Regions from separate parts of the Homo sapiens genome. Here regions 1 and 2 are each linked to region 3. Evidence: chromatin loops called from intact Hi-C (ENCODE). Cell type or tissue: GM12878. All regions are shown on one strand.

What was found. Peaks named below come from ENCODE experiments on the same cell type or tissue, not always from the same donor. Only the 100,000 strongest peaks of a DNase experiment are listed, where the experiment ranks them.
Region 1: it touches region 3 in a loop (11-fold over the local background); 75 of 110 quality-filtered maps call a loop at or near these places.
Region 2: it touches region 3 in a loop (5-fold over the local background); 48 of 110 quality-filtered maps call a loop at or near these places.

Annotation. Positions count from the first base shown.
Region 1 is chr5:90,782,355-90,784,854 of GRCh38, forward strand. ADGRV1 (adhesion G protein-coupled receptor V1) reads left to right here. Exons shown (of 90, transcript NM_032119.4): 66 at 770-971; 67 at 1,484-1,703. Among named protein-coding and RNA genes, the nearest start is that of ADGRV1, 220 kb to the left of the region's middle. In GM12878, a CTCF peak has its summit at 1,548 (motif pointing left); a DNase peak (open chromatin) is centred at 1,487.
Region 2 is chr5:90,603,463-90,605,962 of GRCh38, forward strand. The region is part of intron 1 of ADGRV1 (adhesion G protein-coupled receptor V1); the gene reads left to right. Among named protein-coding and RNA genes, the nearest start is that of ADGRV1, 46 kb to the left of the region's middle. RefSeq lists a silencer at 1,675-1,873. In GM12878, a CTCF peak has its summit at 1,229 (motif pointing left); a DNase peak (open chromatin) is centred at 1,235.
Region 3 is chr5:90,438,835-90,441,334 of GRCh38, forward strand. No RefSeq gene overlaps it. Among named protein-coding and RNA genes, the nearest start is that of CETN3, 30 kb to the left of the region's middle. In GM12878, a CTCF peak has its summit at 1,033 (motif pointing right); a DNase peak (open chromatin) is centred at 1,047; H3K4me3 peaks cover 851 bases; H3K27ac peaks cover 483 bases.

The DNA of each region.
Region 1 (2,500 bases), 340 kb after region 3:
TATTACATTTTTGCATTAAGAAATAAATGAGACTTGGAATTTTTTCAGTTCATTGTTTTCTGTTAGATTCATTATCTTTGGGAATTTTGGTCAGTGTATATTTATATTTATAATATACATTGAGTATTATTTAGCCATAGCTAATGTGAGCCCTATTAAATTATATTTTAATATGCAGAATTTAGCATAGCTTAAGAAATATATTTTTGAAAATAATGTTTAAGTTGAAATCAAACATTGAAGACACATTTTCAGATTCACAAGTAGATTTCATAGGAACTGAAAATGTAATCAAATTGTACTTGTATCTGGACTTTTAAAAATTCATATGATATACATATCATAAACCTCATTTATTTATATTACCATATTTATATTTCAATTGAATGTGTGGAAGCAATCCAGAGTGGTTTCCTATGAGCACAAACAACTTAAATGTTTTTTTGTATCCATCTAACATTGTCTTAGAAAGCAAGGATCATTTGTTTTTATGTAGTACACAGGGAGAATGCCAATGCTACTGATTAAATACATTGTTTAAATGCTAATTGTACTGTTCTCTGTAACTTTCAACATCTGATAAACTATGTTCCTCCTAAAAAATGTCATGAGGTTTTCACTAATCCCCCTTTAAAATGATAAAAGAACTATGAAAACATAGAGTGCTTACTTTGTGCCATTATGTTTAATTGCCAGGTTTAATTTGGCTGAATCTTATAAGTTAGTTGCTCTGTCTGGCTTACCAATTAATTCCAAGTTCCCATTACAGTGGAGGAAGATGTTGGGCTGATCATGATCCCAGTGGTGAGGCTACATGGAACTTATGGCTATGTGACAGCTGATTTCATCTCTCAGAGCTCCTCTGCCAGTCCCGGAGGTGTTGATTACATTTTGCATGGCAGTACAGTCACCTTTCAGCATGGGCAAAACTTAAGTTTTATAAATATCTCCATCATTGATGACAATGAAAGGTTGGTATATAGAAAATAATGTGGGCACATATAAGACATAAGTATTGTGTTCAAACTCTTACATATGTTTTGCACTGACAATAGAACTTTAGATAATATGTGTCCATTGGAAAACAACAGGTGAAATACTTTTGGGGTACTAGGGGTAGGGAAAGAGGGGCTAGGAGACGATGTGGTTGCATATGTCACTTCATTTCAAATAAAGGAAATAATATTTTCTGTTTCTCTAGACTTAAATAATCTAATCAGAATGTGGAAACATTCTTTAATTCACTTTCTTTATGCATTAAGCAATTAAAAAGAGGGCAAGAAAGTCCCTACAACTGCCCTAGGTCATGTAATATTGATGTTAATCATTCATTCTTTTAGCTAAGCACCCACTTCTTACCACTTGATGTGTGACTACTGTGCCTTGAATATGTATGACCAATTTGGAAAATGACTGGTTATTGGGATTTTACAAGCACTTTAATATGTTTAGACTCACAGAATTGCTCCTTCTTGCCATGCAGTGAATTTGAGGAGCCCATTGAAATTCTACTCACTGGAGCTACTGGAGGAGCGGTCCTTGGGCGCCACCTAGTGAGCAGAATCATAATAGCTAAGAGTGACTCTCCCTTTGGAGTTATAAGGTTTCTCAATCAAAGCAAAATTTCTATTGCTAATCCCAATTCCACAATGATTTTATCACTGGTGCTGGAGCGGACTGGAGGACTCTTGGGAGAGATTCAGGTAGATTTATGTTCCCCATGACTTTAAATATAATTTTTGATAGACTGAGTATGGTAGTGTGTTTTCTCATTGCCCAAGTATATTTCTTTATTCACAGCCAATCAATATTTATTAATTATCTTGTATGTGTACAGCAGCTTTTGAGCCAGATTAAGTACATAAAAATGTATAAGGCATACATCTGTCCTCAGGGAACCTTGAGGGCTTGTTAGAAATGAAGTGAATGATTCTGATAAAATTCATTAATTCAACAAGTATTTGTTGAGTGCTTTCTGTGTGTCACACACTGTTCTAGGTACTGAGAATATACTGAGGAACTAGATAGACCTCATCTCCGTTCTTACAGAGTTTTCATTTTATTAAGCAGAGCTGAGCAATAAACAACTAAAAATAAATTGATCTGATAACAGTAAGGGCTCTGCTTGTAAAATTGGGAGACACAATTGCGAGTGCTGTTGGTGAGGATGTGATATTTCAGCTGAAAGATGCATTAGGAGAAAGAGGTTAGAAGGGTGAGCATTTGGGCAGAAGGAACAATAGCTTCTGCAGAGGCATAAGCTGGCATGTTTCAGGCATGGAGGGGTTCATGTGGTCGGGGCCTGGAGTTAAGGGGATAACAGCACAGGATAGACCAGAGGGCCCAATAGATGTTCGATCACATGGAACCTCCTAAGCCAGGTTAAAGATGTCCATTGCTCAATGAAATAAAAGAGGACACAAACAAATGGAAGAACATTCCATGCTCATGGATAGGAAGAATCAATATAGTGAAAATGGCCATACTGCCTAAGGTAATT
Region 2 (2,500 bases), 160 kb after region 3:
GAGATTGAAGGTCTACAGCCTAGAAACTGGCACTTCATGGTGCACAGAGATGGATTCCCTCCCCTGGGCCTCATGACTACCTCAGTGCTGTAGCTTTTCATTTTGCTTCCCTTTAGCAATTGAGGAAACTCAAGGCCATGTGAAGGGAAGTGACTTGTCTAAACTTCTACAGCTGGGAAGATGGCAGAGACTAGATTGGAGCCCAAAGCTGAGTGGAATCAATGCTTGCCTCCTGCTTTGGAGGTGACTTGGGGCCCAACACCCCAGGAGGCACTTGCAGTGTCCAGCTAAAGGTTTCATGGCATCTGTGTTAGGATGCCCATGGAGGTACTGCCAGGAATTCTTCCCATTGTCCTATGAAATCAAAGTCCTGGGACACTGCATGGAGGCATTCCACAAGGTGGTGAGCGTGCATGTGTGTGTACGTGCCTGCACACACGTGTGTGCAGGCACGTACACACACATGCACGCTCACCACCTTGTGAACTGGTTTTCCGCCTCTGAATGACATGGAGATAAGAAATTTCTTACTTTCCTCTTTGACCCTAGTCTGAGGAGACATTAGGAGGGTATAGGAGAGCAAATTCTCTGTCTAACTGGCAGCTACTGCTTAGCTCCAGGCAAGGGATGCCATGGAGAAATGTGGACCCAGATTTGCCAATTCTGGTAATTTTTCAAAATAATCTAGACATCCATTTTTTTAAAATGTGAAATCTACAAATTTTAAATCTTGGCAAAAATGATCTTTTAGTATTGTTTTGTAATCACAGTTTGGACTAAAAAACACATATCTCTAGGCATCTGGGTTTGTAACATTAAATTCCCTCTTTTGCTTTCTTTCTTACTGGCAGTGAGTGCAAATAATTCATTTAGAAAGCATAAGCACCTAGATTCTTCAATAAAAACAGACTGTCTTCAATGAAGAGAAAGAAACTCACAGAAAGTATCCAAAGAAACAATTTTTAAAAATTAGATAATACTACTGAATTTCAGGAGAAAAAAAAAATTTTGTTTGACTAGAGCTAATTAAAGTTGTTTTCAGTGAGATCTTAATTTCAAGAAAACTGCTTTTCATGACTTTTTAAGATCTATGTAGGATTACAAAATTACGTTTGTTTGAGAAGAGTTACAGGGGTCAAAAATCTATCCTTAGATCCTTAAGACCGCTTCATAATATGTGAAATTGTTGCTGTTGATTTTTTTTTTAGACAGACGGGTGCCATCTAATGGTGGTTTAAGAAATCTTAGTTAAACATGTGATCCTTATTTTTTAAAGGACCTAAAAGACAAGAGTTATCTTACTACTTGACAGAGACACTGTCACATACTCAGATTTATAACCTATATGAGCAAACTTTGACTTATTTTATTGCTTCTAAATTGGCCTCAAAGGATTTAGATTAGTGAGATTTTCATTTTGTGCTTTGCAAATGTGGGAGAGAGAAAGCACAATTGAAACCCATAATCTTCTAGAGCTCCACAGAGCTCTGGAATTAAAGCTTCTCTACACTGTTCTTCCTGTTTCCATGGTGGGCATATGTAGTCCAAATATAAACAGCTCGAATGGCTTTTGTGATCTGTTTTTTGATGACTCATGCAAACGGGAGTACATGAGCTCATGGAAAATGTCAAGCTTAAATATTCTAGAAAGAAGATAGAAATCAGAAGTTCAGTTACATGAGTTAAAAGACTTTATGTAACCCCAACACTCTGGGAGGCCGAGGCAGGCGGATCATGAGGTCAAGAGATTGAGACCATCCTGGCCAACATGGTGAAACCTCGTCTCTAATAAAAATAGAAAAATTAGCTGGGCGTGGTGGCACGTGCCTGTAGTCCCAGCTACTCAGGAGGCTGAGGCAGGAGAATCGCTTGAACCCGGGAGGTGGAGGTTGCAGTGAGCCAAGATCGCGCCACTGCACTCCAGCCTGGTGATAGAGCGAGACTACGTCTTAAAAAAAAAAAAAAAAGATAAAAAAATAGAAAAAACTTTGTGTATTAGATCAGATATTTACTTGCCCTGTTTCTGTTATGTAAAATGTTACTTTTCCTGGAAGTATTTGTCTGTACTGCATTATTGTTCATGGAAATGGCCATTGTAGAATCAGTCTTAGTATGTACCATGGCAATTTGTGATATCATGGTTACTTTTCTGGAAAAAATTATTGTGTGTAGGTACATTTTTTGAAAGTTTACAAGCGTAACTCTCACACAAATATAAAATGAACATGTCAAGATTTTATTCAACCCATTAGTTAGTGAGGAAACTAATAGAGTGTTAATACTGGTGCAAAAAGCATTTTTGGAACAAAATATTTACAAGAAAATTAATAAAGAAATGATAAGGTAAGGTTTCTGGGTGAGATGTAAAACTGGTTAACATCCTACCGGGAAATAAAGCTGTAACTTATGGATTATATGTTTCACTGTACAAAAATTACTTGCACTTTTCAGCCAAGTAAAAGGATGATGAAAAAAAAAGAAAAAGAAAGTACTTGCACTT
Region 3 (2,500 bases):
GAAAAGACTTGGCATCTTGTTTGTCTCATGCTGGATATATTCCACTATGGTACTCTCTAGACCAAGGATGAGAATTAAACTCTATTCTGTTTAATTCCGTTTAAGCTATTATAGTCTCCAAAGTGAAAAAAATTGCTTTAAAAGTGGTATCAGAATACTCAGGAATTGAAAAAAAAATAGTTTTCTCTTGACAATACTTGAGCTAATGGTGATCTGAAATGTCCAAGGAGAACCTGGGAAAATATTTTTCATGGTCAGATGGAGTCCAGACATCTATGGGAGCTCTTGTCTCTCATGCCGTTATTAGAAATAAAATCGTTCTATAGAATAGAGTGATTCCATTTTACTTAGTACTGCAAAAACTTATACCCATGCAGAAAGTAAATGATACCTGTGAATTTTCTGAGTTTACCTATAAATAAAATGTTTCTGGACTTCCAGATGTAATTTTTATAAGTATAAATGTCAAAGGTTTTTAGATTGGATAGTGTTATAGAAATACATTTTAAATTTTATAATAAAAGTCAATGATAAATTAATATTTAATAAAATATACTTTTGTAGCCAATTTTGCTATAATAGTGTATTTAACAAAAGCAAGGGACTGTATGTAGTTTTAGACTATATTTTAGAAAACATTGTTATATAACTGTATATAACATATACCTATTTATTTTATAAAGTTCCCTTTAAAATTTTGTTAGAACTATTAATTTCACCATTAATTTAATTTTATTATTTGGTTTTGGCTGTCTAATATCTGGCAATTTCTTCAGTGTAACATCATCTTTCATTAATTTTTTTTCAATTATGAGGTTTTTGTGTGTTTTAATTCAAATCCTACTTAATAGAGAATATAACTTGAAAAGAAAGAGCTAAGTGGCCAAGTCTGAATCCTTAATTTGAAAAAGTGTATTAAGAATTGCTTTCTACAAACAAATGTTTTTATATTCAGGGCCACACGAAAATATTAATGTGAAACTTCATGGAAAAACTTGCTTTACTGAATTTCTTGAGTTAAACCACTAGATGGCAATAGCTTTGTTTCTTTGTGAATGAACTAGACAAATGGCTCTTAAAGAAAACATTTGTTTTCTTGAAAGCTCTTATCTCAGCTACCAAATTGCAATTCCTCAATTCTTAAAAAAGAAAAGGAGAATGGCGTGAACCCGGGACGCGGAGGTTGCAGTGAGCCAAGATCGCAGCCACTGCACTCCAGCCTGGGCGACAGAGCGAGACTCTCTCTCAAAAAAAAAAAAAAAAAAAAAAAAGAAAGTCACTGGGTCACCGAGGTGGAAAAAGAATGGCTTCACTTTGGAGCCCGCAAACTTCCAAGATTTTAGGCCTGTAAAGATACTTCATACAGGAAGACACAGGTGAACCAGGGCTCATGAATCTGTCTTCATTTCTTTCCACTAATTTTTTTCCTTTCTCATCTAATTTCACTTTCTCTAAAACTTATTTTTGCTGTTTGTGGATAAAAAAACACAGCCAAGGGTAGAAGGAAGGAAGGTTTGCAGAGCAGATAACACTTCTGATGGATTTTCTCTACCACAGAAGATTTTACACACTGCATGGAAAAACTATAGTCACTGTACCCAAAATGCATTTTCTACCTCAGAATTACTACCAAGTTTTTATGGTTCCCATACCATGTGATATATTATATCCAGCTAGCTTTACTCATTTTACTTATCTGCTTTCGTCTTCAAAGCATTTGAGTTTGCAAACTTTGACCTTTTCACAGTTCGCAAGATGTACTGTGTTCTCTTATTTCCAAATCTAGTCTCTGGAGAAAGTGGGACACATTTCCAGATTTGAGAATATTGAGTGGCACCACATCCCATTTAGAATAGTGATCCAAGTCAGAGATAATTTATTCAACCTCCCAAACAGGCAACTATGTGTCTTCCTTGCCCTCACAAAAATCTGCCTAAGGACGTTTTCTAGAAACCCTCTTCCATTTAAAGTCAGTTGAAGGGGAAAGTTCTGAGAAGTAAGAGTGTAATTGGAGAAGTGGCAAGAATTGAGCAGCAGTAATGGGCAGGCAAACAGTAAGAATATATAGGCTATAGAGAGAATATAGCTATGAGCCAACTGGGAACCACCACAAACGGTGGGTCCTTTGGGAGTTGGGAATTCTCATGACTTAGGAAAAACTTGAGTATTAAAGAGTATCAATTATCAATTTTATCATTTGTTTACTGACACTCAAAAAAATTGAGTATCAGTTTCATCATTTGTTATTCTCATCCTCCACTCCAATGCTGTCAGTGCTGAGCTCACTTAAGGGAACCAATAAATATTTGCTAATTGGGTTCTCATTCTTATAGTAGGTCAACGATTAATATAACAACTTTAATTTTCTGTCAACTGTTTTATAACTCAGACATTGTACATGTGTGTGTATGTGTGTGTGTGTCTTAATTTCGTAAAATCAGTGGAGAAGTAAAGGTGTGATTGAATTATTAATGGTAAAATTCCAGAATGGAACTGGGAA